Regions from separate parts of the Mus musculus genome. Here region 1 is linked to region 2. The links are chromatin contacts, found by POLR2A ChIA-PET in ENCODE. All regions are on one chromosome and are shown on one strand. The core of a region is the stretch at or near the end of the contact, and the rest is flanking DNA. Distances in the headings are between cores, read along the strand shown.

Region 1 (5,670 bases), core at 1,485-3,984, 88 kb after region 2:
TCTTTGACTGGCCTTGGGCTCTGGTTCCTCGGATTGTCTTGGGTCAATCACCTTAGACCCGGGCTCCATTGCTTTCTGTCCTCTCTTTTTTCTTTCTTTCTTTTTTTTTTTTTTTTTTTGGTTTTTTGAGACAGGGTTTCTCTGTGTAGCCCTGGCTGTCCTAGAACTCTTTGTAGACCAGGCTGGCCTCGAACTCAGAAATCTGCCTGCCTCTGCCTGCCCAGTGCTGGGATTAAAGGCGTGCGCCTCTCTCTTTTTTCTTGCTGGGTGCTAGAGCCCCCTGGGGCTCAAAGTCATCTGGAAGTGCAGCCTCTGTCTCACCCACCCGCTTTCCCTTTTTCTTCTTTGTCTTCTTGGGGGACACAAGAGCTACTTCAGCCTGGAGCCCATGTTCTGAATGTTCGGTCACCATGAGTACTCCAGGGGGCCCCATCTCTGCCTCCATCCCCAAATTCTGTCTCTTTTCCTTTCTCCTCTTCTTTGTGGGGGACAGGAGGATGGTTTCCTCCTGGGCTTCCACAATGACCTGTGGCTGAGAGTCAGCCACTATACCATCCACTTCCTCTGTCCCATCAGCTTCCTTCTGCCTCTTCCTCTTTTTGGTGGGGAACAGGAAGGTCCCCTCAGGAGGCTCTGTTTGAGCCACAGGTTCTGTGTGCTCCACCTGGGATGTCTCTGTCCCCTTGGACTTCTTCCTCTTCTTGCTGCTGGTGGCAGATGGGACTGGCAGCTCTGCCACGGGCTCCATTGTCTTGGCTTCCATCTCCTCCTGCATGAAATACCTCTTTCTCTTCTTCACACTCACTCCTAGGTTACCCAAGGCTGTTTTTACTTCCATGGCCCCGTGCCTGTTCACAGCCTCCTGAGTGTCTGAGGAGGCATCTGTACCCTTTCTTGTACTTTTCCTCTTCCCTGAAGTTGGTGACCTCAGAGCTGAGGCTGAACCTGGCCCCGTGACGGGAGGGCTGCCGCCAAAGGCGGAGAAGCGAGGCCGCAGGCCAGCAGGGATCTGAGGTGGCAGACTTGTAGGGATCAGCTGCAGGGGGACCCGAGAGAGAAGATATTCTTGAGGACCCTCCATGATCCTTAAGCTCCCACTGGGGGCCGGGGCGCAGGTGAGTCTGCCACCTGCCTCTGATGAAGATGCGAGCAAGGTGGCTTCTCGGGCCTGGGGACTGCTGGTAAATACCCGGTATCGGTGCTTCTTGCCATCCAGTTTGCCCTTAACAGTCTTGGAGCCAGAAAGAGGTACACGCCGCCCATTGAGACTGAGGAGGGAAAGGGAGAGAGTGGCTAACCTTTGCCCGGCTAGGGTGCAGCTCAGAGCTAGAACCCAGGTGTAAGACCCTGAGTTCTGTTTCCTGTTTGCAACCAAACAAGCACCTGGGGGTTTGCGGGCTGCCTAGGCCTGACCAGCCCAGGGCCGCCTTCCAGGTACTGGGATACACGCTCTGTGTGTGTGAGTGAGGCCAGCTTAGTACTCCCTCGCTCATGCTGGCCTTGAAGTCTACTGTTTTCCTGCCTCAGCCTCCCAAGTGCTGACATTATAGCCAATCCCCACGATTACTGGTTAAGTGATGTGTAAGGCAGGCAGGGGATGAGTCTCGGTCGGGCATGGAGTGTGTTGTCTAGCATGAACAGCCTCTGGATTTGTTCATCGGCACTGCATAAAACTGGGCATAGTGGCTGTATTTGGGGGGTAGAGGCAGGAGGATCAGAAGTTTAAATACTACATGGGATATAATGTTCTCCAAACGGATGGAGAGTCGGTTCAGTGGTTGGGAGCACTGGCTGCTCATCCTGAGGTGCTGAGTTCCCAGCAACCAGAGTGGCTCACAACCATCTACAGTGGGATCTGACACCATCTTCTGTCTGATGCACCCTTCGATTACGAAAGCATAGAAGCACACAGACTGCTTATATACATTAATGAATAAAGACTCTAAAACAGCAGAACCTGTACACCCACTTTCAATCCCAGCACTCAGGAAACGGGCTGGGGAAGGCTGGTTCTTTGAAACCAGCCCGGGCTACCGAATAAGACTGTTTCAAAACAACCCAAAGCAGCATTTCCGGGTTGCTCAGAAATGCCATCTAGTCCGGTGGTGGCAACTCGCCTTTTTAACCCCAGCATTCCGGAGGCAGAATCTCTCTGAGTTCGAGGTCAGCTTGCTCTACATAACAGGCTCTAGGACAGCCGGAGCTACACAGAGAAACTCTGTCTCGAATTTTCAAAAAAAGCCTTCTAAAGTTCTGGTTCACGTTCTACAGTGAGTTCAGCCTCTGGGGTGGGGGGGTGGGGGGGAATCCTCCCCGTAGGTGGCCTGGAAGCGACACTCACCATTGTGGGGCGAAGTCTGCAGGGGCTTGGATAAGCCACAGTTCTGTATCTGGACCTGTAAGCGCCTCCAAGGAGAAACGGGAGGGTTCCGAGTCTGGCGACATCTCCGTGAAGTGGGGAGGGCAGGAGAACCGAGTGGCACCTGAGAGGAGACAGTCGGGGGGGGGGGTCCTTTTGACATGGCCAACCTCTCAAAGTACCCGTTGGTCCCTCACCCGCCCGGCAGCCCTCCCCAACCCCTTCTGCACCCAGACCCTCCCGGATGCCCTTCGTCTCCACCAGTTCAAGCTCCACTCACTGCAGGCCTGGGTACCCGCCATTCCAGCTCCGGAGGGGCCCACGCAGGACCTGCGCGGAACGCTGCCCACCACGTGGATCCAAGGGGTGGAGCCGCACCCGGAAGCATCCAAGTCCTGTAGGAGAGCTGGGCCGTGGCTCGGCGCTGTCACTATTTGCAGAACCCGGATAACCTCCACTCTTAAATTTCACACAGCATAGGATTAAATAATTTCTCGACGATGCCCTGCAGGGGGAAATCAGTTCCCTGTTCGTCAGAAACGCAAGCTAGCTCGGATCTAGGGTGCCTGTTCCCCCGACAACTTTGCTCACGTGGTTTCTTCCAACACCGTCTTAAAGGGGCAGTGACTCGCCTAGGCCACGGCTTTTAAAGAGACAGAAGATCTATTTGCAGCATTCTTGCAAAAGCTAGGTAAGAATTCTGGTTGTCACGATTGTACTTTTAAAGCTAGAGTGTATCTTCGGAAGTCCCTGGTGCAGCGAACGTGGAAGATTTAACTGAACCAGGTCGGAAAATAGAGAAAAGTGTACGAACGGAGCATTTTAATAGCAATCAGAGGCGGAGCTTCTGAAGTCTAGGGGAAGCGGGAAACTGAGGGGGAGGAGTCTGCAGAGTCATGGGAGGAGCCTCGGACCCCAGAGCCCCAGAGCCTGGCTTGAAACGGGGTGAGGGTTAGTGTCAGGGAAGACTTGTAGATGTCCTCGTGGACTTAGTGTCCGGAATGGGAAGTATTCCTCACGGTTCCGAGGCAGGTAGAGGTGCAGCTGGTCGGTCCCTGTCTGCTCCGCGGCCCAAGTAAACAGCGGCGCGTGCACGTGGGATTTGGGGGACGTGCCCACGCCCCCTCCCAGCAGGACTGCAGCGCATGGGGTGGCGGGTGGAGCCGCGGGACGGTGGCGAGACAGGGAGACTCGACTGCATTCCTGGCCGGTGTGTCAGCGTCGCTGCCCGCCCCTTCTGCGGAGATTTTGGAGACTCCTCCAGCATTGGGATGCTCCCCCCTTCTTCTGAGGCTTTTGAGAACAGAGGTCACCAAGGCTACGAAGGAGTGTTCCCTCCGCCAGGAATCTCCAGACTATGTGTCCACCCTCGCGCGTGGGCGAGAAACTCTGGGGCTCGCCCTTTGTGGGCTTCAAAACTCCAATTCCCAGATAACTCGAAGGTGGCTGGCGATGGACGTCGGTCAGGAGTCTGCTGGGGATTGTAGTTCAGCTTGTTGCTAGGCACGCCAGTAAATCGCCAATGCTGTGATGTTTTGTTTTGTTTTTTTGAGACAGGGTCTCTTTATGTAGTCCAGGCTGGCTCGGAATTCGCTGTGTAGATCAGGATGGCCTTGAACTTTCAGAGGTGCGCCTGTCTCTGCTTCTTAAGTACTAGGATTAGAGGCCCCTTATTTTTATTTTTTGTTTTATTTAGACAGATAACCCGGGGCTTGGAGTCCTGATTAAGGTGGGTCCTTTTCTCGCCATAGTATTGGTCGTGTGAATTTCTCCGCGCCTCCCATCTCCTCCTTAAGTGTCCAAATCTTCACTCAGGCAAGGGGACACTGAGCCTGGAGGAGTGGGAAAGGGCTCAGGGGTTCTTCCCTTGTACCCATAGTGAGGTGAGGGTCTAAATTCTTGTGCATTTCGCCGTCCAGGACGTCCATGATCTTCTGGACCTAGCTCTGGCTGACTGTCAAATGGATCGCGTCTGACTCCAAATGGAAGTGTCCCTGGCGGCGCCTCGCCCATTCGGGACTACAAATCCCAAGGTGCTCCAGGCAACCGCAGTTCCCCCTCCTCCGAGGGACACGCCTCCCTCCAGTCAGAGTCACGTCGTCTAACCTGTTCCCAGGCGACTGCCCCGCCCCGTCCTCCGCTCCCCGCCGCTGGAGCCGGAGCCGGAGCCCGAGGAAAAGCCCCCCGGTGCCAGGATCTGCCCCGACGCGTGAGTTCCACCCCCACCCAGGGTCCAGCCACCCCAGAACCGGATACCGCGTTCCTGGGAAGACTTATTGGAAACTCGGACCTTAAGTCCAGGGGAATAGTGTGGGGAGCTCACGCCTGGATCCCTGGAAAGAAGGAACTGGGGTGCCGACTTTACTGGGCAGATGGATAGGGGGTTTGGACATCTGCTCTTAGTGGTGCTCGGAGCCCTTGGTCCTGGGGAGTTATTGGAGCTGGAATTTTTTGAATACTTTAATTGGGGACCCTTGGAAGTGTCTTAGGGTGCTGTTGAGGTCCCGGGTCTCTGTATTTGGGGCAGATGTGGGAGATCAGGACGTTCTAGAATGGTCCGGCGCCCGGTCACCCTCCAGCTGCCTTCAGCACCGAACCACTAGGTGTTTGAGTAAAATTAGTGGCACTGGACTAGTGGATCCTGGTCTTCGAAAAGAGTGGGACAAGCACGAGGGGCGTGGGTTTCTCAGGAGGCTGTGTGCGCTACACCCCACCTTCTGGTTTTGGGATGGGGGCAGGGAGTGAGAAGCCGGGGCAGCTCTCCAACCTCTTCTGTGCCGCTGAGCGAACCCCAACATGTCATTAGCTGGGGCGTCAGACCTGCCTAACCAGAGGAGTCACATTCGCCCAGGAGCGCCCCCTAGCGGAAGCGGGAGTCAGACCTCTTATTGCCCCCACGGGATGGGAAATAGGTGGTGTTTGGTAAAGTCATTCTAGAGCCCAGGGCAGAATAACAGGACTGCAGGGCTGGATCTGGTAGGCTTCTGTGGCCGTGTACTGCTGCGTTATGCGTTACAGAGAATGGAAGTGGTAAACAGGCTGGCGGGCCATACAGGCAGTTGAATTGGACGTCTCCTTCGCTCTTGTGACAGCTGTCTGTGTGTGGAAGGAATTCCTTCACTGCCACCAGCTTTTCTAATTAACCTTCTTCCTCCTGGGGTGGGGCTCCTTGTGACCCAGAGGTGAGGCATGTTGCCTCCACTTCCATCTGTCTGACCTGAGGTATTATGGGAGATAAGGGAGGGAGGGAGGCTAATTCTGGAGGTGTCTGTCTGTCCTTGAGCCAGGGAGAGGGCAGGGGCAGGCACGCA
Region 2 (4,998 bases), core at 2,452-4,951:
CCTGGGTCACATGGTGAGACCCTGTCCCAACAAGGAGCTGGAGTGGAAAATCCCCACAGGAGGTATATACCTGTGACCCCAGCTCTTGGGAGATGGAGGCAGGAGGATCTGGAATCCATGGGAGCAGTGAAGGGCTGGCAAGATGGCTCAGTGGGTAAAGGTGCTTGCTGCTAACCCTGATAACCAGAGTTCGATCCCCAGAAACTTCACAGTGGAAGGTGAGTCTCTTTCCTCCCTGGGCAGCCGGTTCCAGACCTGCCCTCCTTCCATGTAGCTTCATGTCCCATGCCTCAGTTTCCCAGACCTGGAGTTCCCAACACTCTGAGTCCATTAGATAAAAGGAAACAACACAGACTCAAACCCACAACCCTGCAGCTGACAGACTCCACCTTGGCAGCTGGGAACCCTAAGAGTGAGGGAGCCTCTGAGGACAGAGGTGGCCAAATACTGGTAGTCCCCTCTATTGCTACCCGCCCACAACCTTAACCCACCATCTCCTTGCACCCTTAACCTTGTCTGTCTGTCTGTCTGTCTCTCTCTCTCTCTCTCTCTCTCTCTTTCACACACACACACACACACACACACACACACACACACACACACTGAACTCTTAAGTCTCTGATGCAGGCTGGCCTCCAACTTGCTATGTAGCAGAGGATGACCTTATGGGAGGTTAGTGTTAATGGTAAAAGTATGTTATTTGTACAAAAAACCAAACCCATAGATGGTTCTAGTTTTCTTTTTTTGTAATACTACTAGATTTAGACAGTCCTAGGTACAAATTCAAACTTTTACCACCTCTAAACTGATTTTCATATATTTTTGAGACTGGGACTCAATAGCCCAAGGGCCTCCAGCTCTTGGTCTTCCTGTAGTCACCTCCTGAGTACTGCCTTAGAGGCATGAGTCACCACATCGTACTCCCAAACCATTAAACTTTAACAGGCCATTTCCTTAACACCACTGCACCTCAGTTTTACTACCTGTAAAATGGGGGTAAGACCGGGAGCACATGCTTGTACTAGCACTGCACTCAACTGCGGTGGAGATTTAAAACGGAACCAGACTCATATTACCCCACCTGGCAGGAAGAGTGATTGAACCTGCTACATCACTTAAAAAGAAAAGAAAAGAAGAACCGCTGCTCATGTTATTGCAAGAGGAAAGGAGTGAGGCACATTCTTTCAGAATTCTGCCCAAGAGCCCTCAGACCTCTGACCCCTTCTCTGCCTTTCCCAGCTCCCGGATGCAGCAGACACTCGGCAAATATTTGTCAAACTGGGAGAAAAAGAACCGTATCTTGTAATTTTCCATCTCAACCACCTCCCTTCCCACTCCCCCTAGGGCTGTCCCCAGTCAAACCAGTCCTGCCCCCTTCCCCACCACAGCATAAGACCTCTGAGGGCGCTGGAGCCAAGATTCAAAGTCTTGGGGGCAGGGCTCAGTTTACCCAGCTGGGAATAAGGAAATAAGGAATGGGTCGGGGTCTCTGTCTCTAATCCTAGCTGTCCTTGGAGAAGTGACACAGCCCAGCAATTGACCAAGGACGAGGGAGACCCTTTCCTAAGAGGGTGGGGGATTCCTTCAACTTGTGCCTACCCTCAGGGGAGGGAGGGAGGTTTGGCACTGGCCACAGCCAGAGCGGGGCGGGCTGCAGGAGGACCGGGGCTGGGGGTGGGAGTGCAGGGGGCCGGCCTAGACGTTGCTCCTGCCCTTTTACGGTCTCAGCGAGTGAGGCGGCACTAACTCGGACATCCGCCATCCGCCTTCCACCGGGCCTGGGACCGGAAACGGGTGGGGGTGGGGCGGGGCTGGGGGCAGCGGGGCGCAGTGGAGGAACTGACCCCCTTTAGGGGGACAGAGCTCCCATGGGGGAGGGAAGGCCAGGCAGGAAGTCTCCAGGGTGTCTCAATGTACCCCTTCTTGCTCCAAATCCCAACACTCCCACAAGCCAAGGGACAGACTTGGGAGGCCGGGAGGGAGGGAGGGGTCCTAGCTCAGGGTCCTAGAGAGGAATGTCACCTAGATGTCAGAGGGCAAGACTGGAGGATGTGCACATGGGAGGTTAAGCCCAAACTGTCCCCAGGAGACTCCTCCTCCAGCCAGGGGCTTTGGGGCAGGAAGTCCCAGCCAAAGTGGAGGAAGGGAGACAGTATTGTCAAGATGTGGCCCCAAGGGAGAGATTATGGGGGGGTGGGGGTGGCTGGGGCTGAGAGGAGGGGAGGCCTCTGTCAGGCCAGGCCCCGCCCTCAGGTGAGCCCAGGAGTTCAGGGCAAGTCCCAGGGAAGACATACAAAAAAAAAAAAAAAGAAAGAAAAAAGAAAAAAAAAATCTTTGTATCCCCCTCACCTACAAGATTAAATTCCTAGGAAGAGAGCTGGAAGAAGCTAGTGAGCCTGGGTCCCTGAGGGAGAAGGCTATGACCTTGACGCTTTCCAGCGCCCCCTCCTCCAATCCCACGGCCTGGGGAAGGGGGTAACACCCAGCGACATTGAGCCCAGGGGGAGGGACTGTGGTGTGGGGAAAGCAGCTGGCCACAGTGCTCACTCGGGGGCCCGCCCCCCACACCAGCTGTCTCGACAGGTGAGTCAGGAAGACAAAGGCCCCCCTCCCCCAGCTGCTGCGCCCCCTCCCTCCCCGGCCACCAGGTTGGGGGGGGGGGACCAGAACCGTCCTCTGGCCCGGGGGTCCAGGAGCCGCCCTGGGCCTGGAGTGCTCCAGGGCCCTAGGACCCAACCTGGTTGCCTAAGGGGAGAAGAGTCCCATCCAGACCCTCTAGGCCCCGTGGGCCAGATTCCCAAGAACTCCTCCACAGGAGAACCTCGGTGTCCACCAAATTTAGGAACATCAAGAAGTGCCCCTAAAGTTAAGGACCGCGATTCCACTCTGGGACTCTCATCCAGTGCCCTAGACGCAAGGATCCGAATTCCAACCACAACCTGAGACTCAAGAGTTTTAGGGCTAGGGTTCTCTAGCCAGCCTCCCACCTGGTTTTGAGTTTGGGGGCGGTAACTCTGAGCCCGCTTATACTAGATCATCCCTGCGAGGATCTGACTATCTGAGAACTCAGAGGTGCTCCCCCCAAAAGTCTTCAAATTCTGAGTCCCGAGAGCGCCCCTAAACCTGAAAGCCATCAAGAGAACCTCAGCCGGCACCGCCCCAAGCCTTTAGGGAGTAGTGTGGAGAAACGGGGTGTCGATATTTAGAGATCGTTCCAGAAGGCACCGGCTCAGATCTGGGACGCCCAAAGCGCTGTGTCCCCTAAATCTAGCCCCAAATGCGCTGGAGGGGGGGAGGGGGACAAAGGCGGGGCGCGGAGCCGGCTCCCGGCTGGGACCCGGCTGGAGGGTTCGGGGCTCACCTCATGGCTGCGCGGAGGGCGGGCGGCGCGCCCACGGGGAGTGCTCCCGGGGCGCCCCTGATTGGAAGTGCAGGGGTGCGGGGCTGGCTCCAGGTTCTGCTCAGTCTCTCTCGGGGTCCCGCCCCATAGAGTCCAGCTTCCTGGGGAGAACGTGGACCGGGCCGGGGCGGGTCTTCAGGCGCCTCCTCCCACCGGTGTTCTGATGTGCTGGGATCCCCTGCGATGGAAAGCGGGGTGCAGCGTCCGAACCTCGCCGGCGCACCCCCTCGGCCGGCTGCACCTACGCGGTTACTCTTACTACTGTACTCTCTTTGCTACATTTCGTTCCAAAATTCCACTCCCCGTACCCACAATTCCCTGCGCCTTAAAGGGGCCGTGGACGCCTCCAGGCGGGGGATGGAGAGCGTTTAAAAGGCAACGCGGAACCTTGGGCTTCCGCAATTGCACTCCTTTCCCGGTCTTGTGGCGTGGGGGTGCACCCTGAGCCTCACTCCGGAGTTGGAGGGGAAAGCTTGGTGGAAGAGACAAGGGGCCTTTCTTTGATCTCTAGCTGTCTCCACTATCAAATTCTTTAGTAGAGATCTGGGGGTGTAGGTTCTCCACTCCAACTCGCTCCGTGGACTTCTCAGTTTATTTTTTGGGGGATGGGGGTACCCTTGGTTAAGCAAGGGATCTCATCAATTTCCACCTTTAAGTAACACTTCCGCACTTCTCTTCCCCAGATCTCGCTTCTCAGGCCGAGCCCCACCCCTCGCCGCCCCCCACCCTCCCGGGGAAGGTGTGGAGGAAGTGAGCGAGGGGGCGCGGCGGGCCGCTGACTCACCGCGGCCGGGTCGTGGTTGGGGTGGGGGCGGGGGTAAGGGTGGGGGATAGACTAGGAGCGAAGGGTTGGTGGTGAGACCCCGATCTGCTCCCCACGCGGGCCCAGCTACAGCTTAATTTTGCCCACGGAGGGTAGTAGGATCGTCCCAACAATCCGGCAGGCTCAGAGGCCCGGAGACCCTCCTCTAGAGCCCCTTCCCCGCCAACACGTCCGGGCTGAGTCGAGCCCCCCCTCCCCCAAGCCTTCCGCAGTGGGACCCATAGGCCCCGCCCAGAGTTACATCATCATGCAGACACGCCCCTCCCGTAGAGCTCTACCTGGCCGGCTGAAAGGCGGTAACTCTAAGAAAATGGCAGTTCCTGACTTACTGATCGAGAAACTGAGGCTCAGAGACAGGGAATGGGTTTAGCTTATTTGGGTCCCCCCGCTCCCAAACTCACGAGAATCAATCCACGTGGCCTTTGGCCAATCCATTTCCTGGATGCTATGCTGGCTCCCTGTTGTCCTTCACTTGTAAGAACCTCAACCTTCAGGCCAAACTCTTACAGTAATTCTGCTCTAAAAAAATCTAGTACACCAGTTAGTTGTCCTGCTCAAACCAGGAGGCTGAGGCAAGAGGATCACGAGTTTGAGGCCAACCTGGGCTACAGGGTGACTTTAACGTCATCTGAGGTTATATATTTAAGAACAAAAGTGGCCTGTGGAAGTAGGGCAGCAGTTAAAGGGGGGGGGGGGATGGAGAGATGGCTCAGCGGTTAAGAGCACTGACTGCTCTTCCAAAGGTCCTGAGTTCAAATCCCAGCAACCTCATGGT

What was found. ChIA-PET counts read pairs that join two places held with the same protein, here RNA polymerase II (POLR2A).
Region 1: POLR2A ChIA-PET joins it to region 2 with 13 read pairs in Patski. The contact joins the promoter of Cd3eap here to the promoter of Vasp in region 2. POLR2A ChIA-PET finds 5 or more read pairs at or near these places in 3 of 5 experiments (Patski and embryonic stem cell).

What each region holds. Positions count from the first base shown.
Region 1 is chr7:19,356,749-19,362,418 of GRCm38, forward strand. It overlaps Cd3eap (CD3E antigen, epsilon polypeptide associated protein), which reads right to left and starts at 2,735. Exons shown (of 3, transcript NM_145822.2): 1 at 2,640-2,735; 2 at 2,342-2,483; 3 at 1-1,268. The coding sequence starts at 2,661. The coding sequence ends at 233. Ppp1r13l (protein phosphatase 1, regulatory subunit 13 like) reads left to right here and starts at 4,468. Exons shown (of 13, transcript NM_001010836.3): 1 at 4,468-4,568.
Region 2 is chr7:19,268,153-19,273,150 of GRCm38, forward strand. It overlaps Vasp (vasodilator-stimulated phosphoprotein), which reads right to left and starts at 3,702. Exons shown (of 13, transcript NM_009499.3): 1 at 3,362-3,702. The coding sequence starts at 3,366.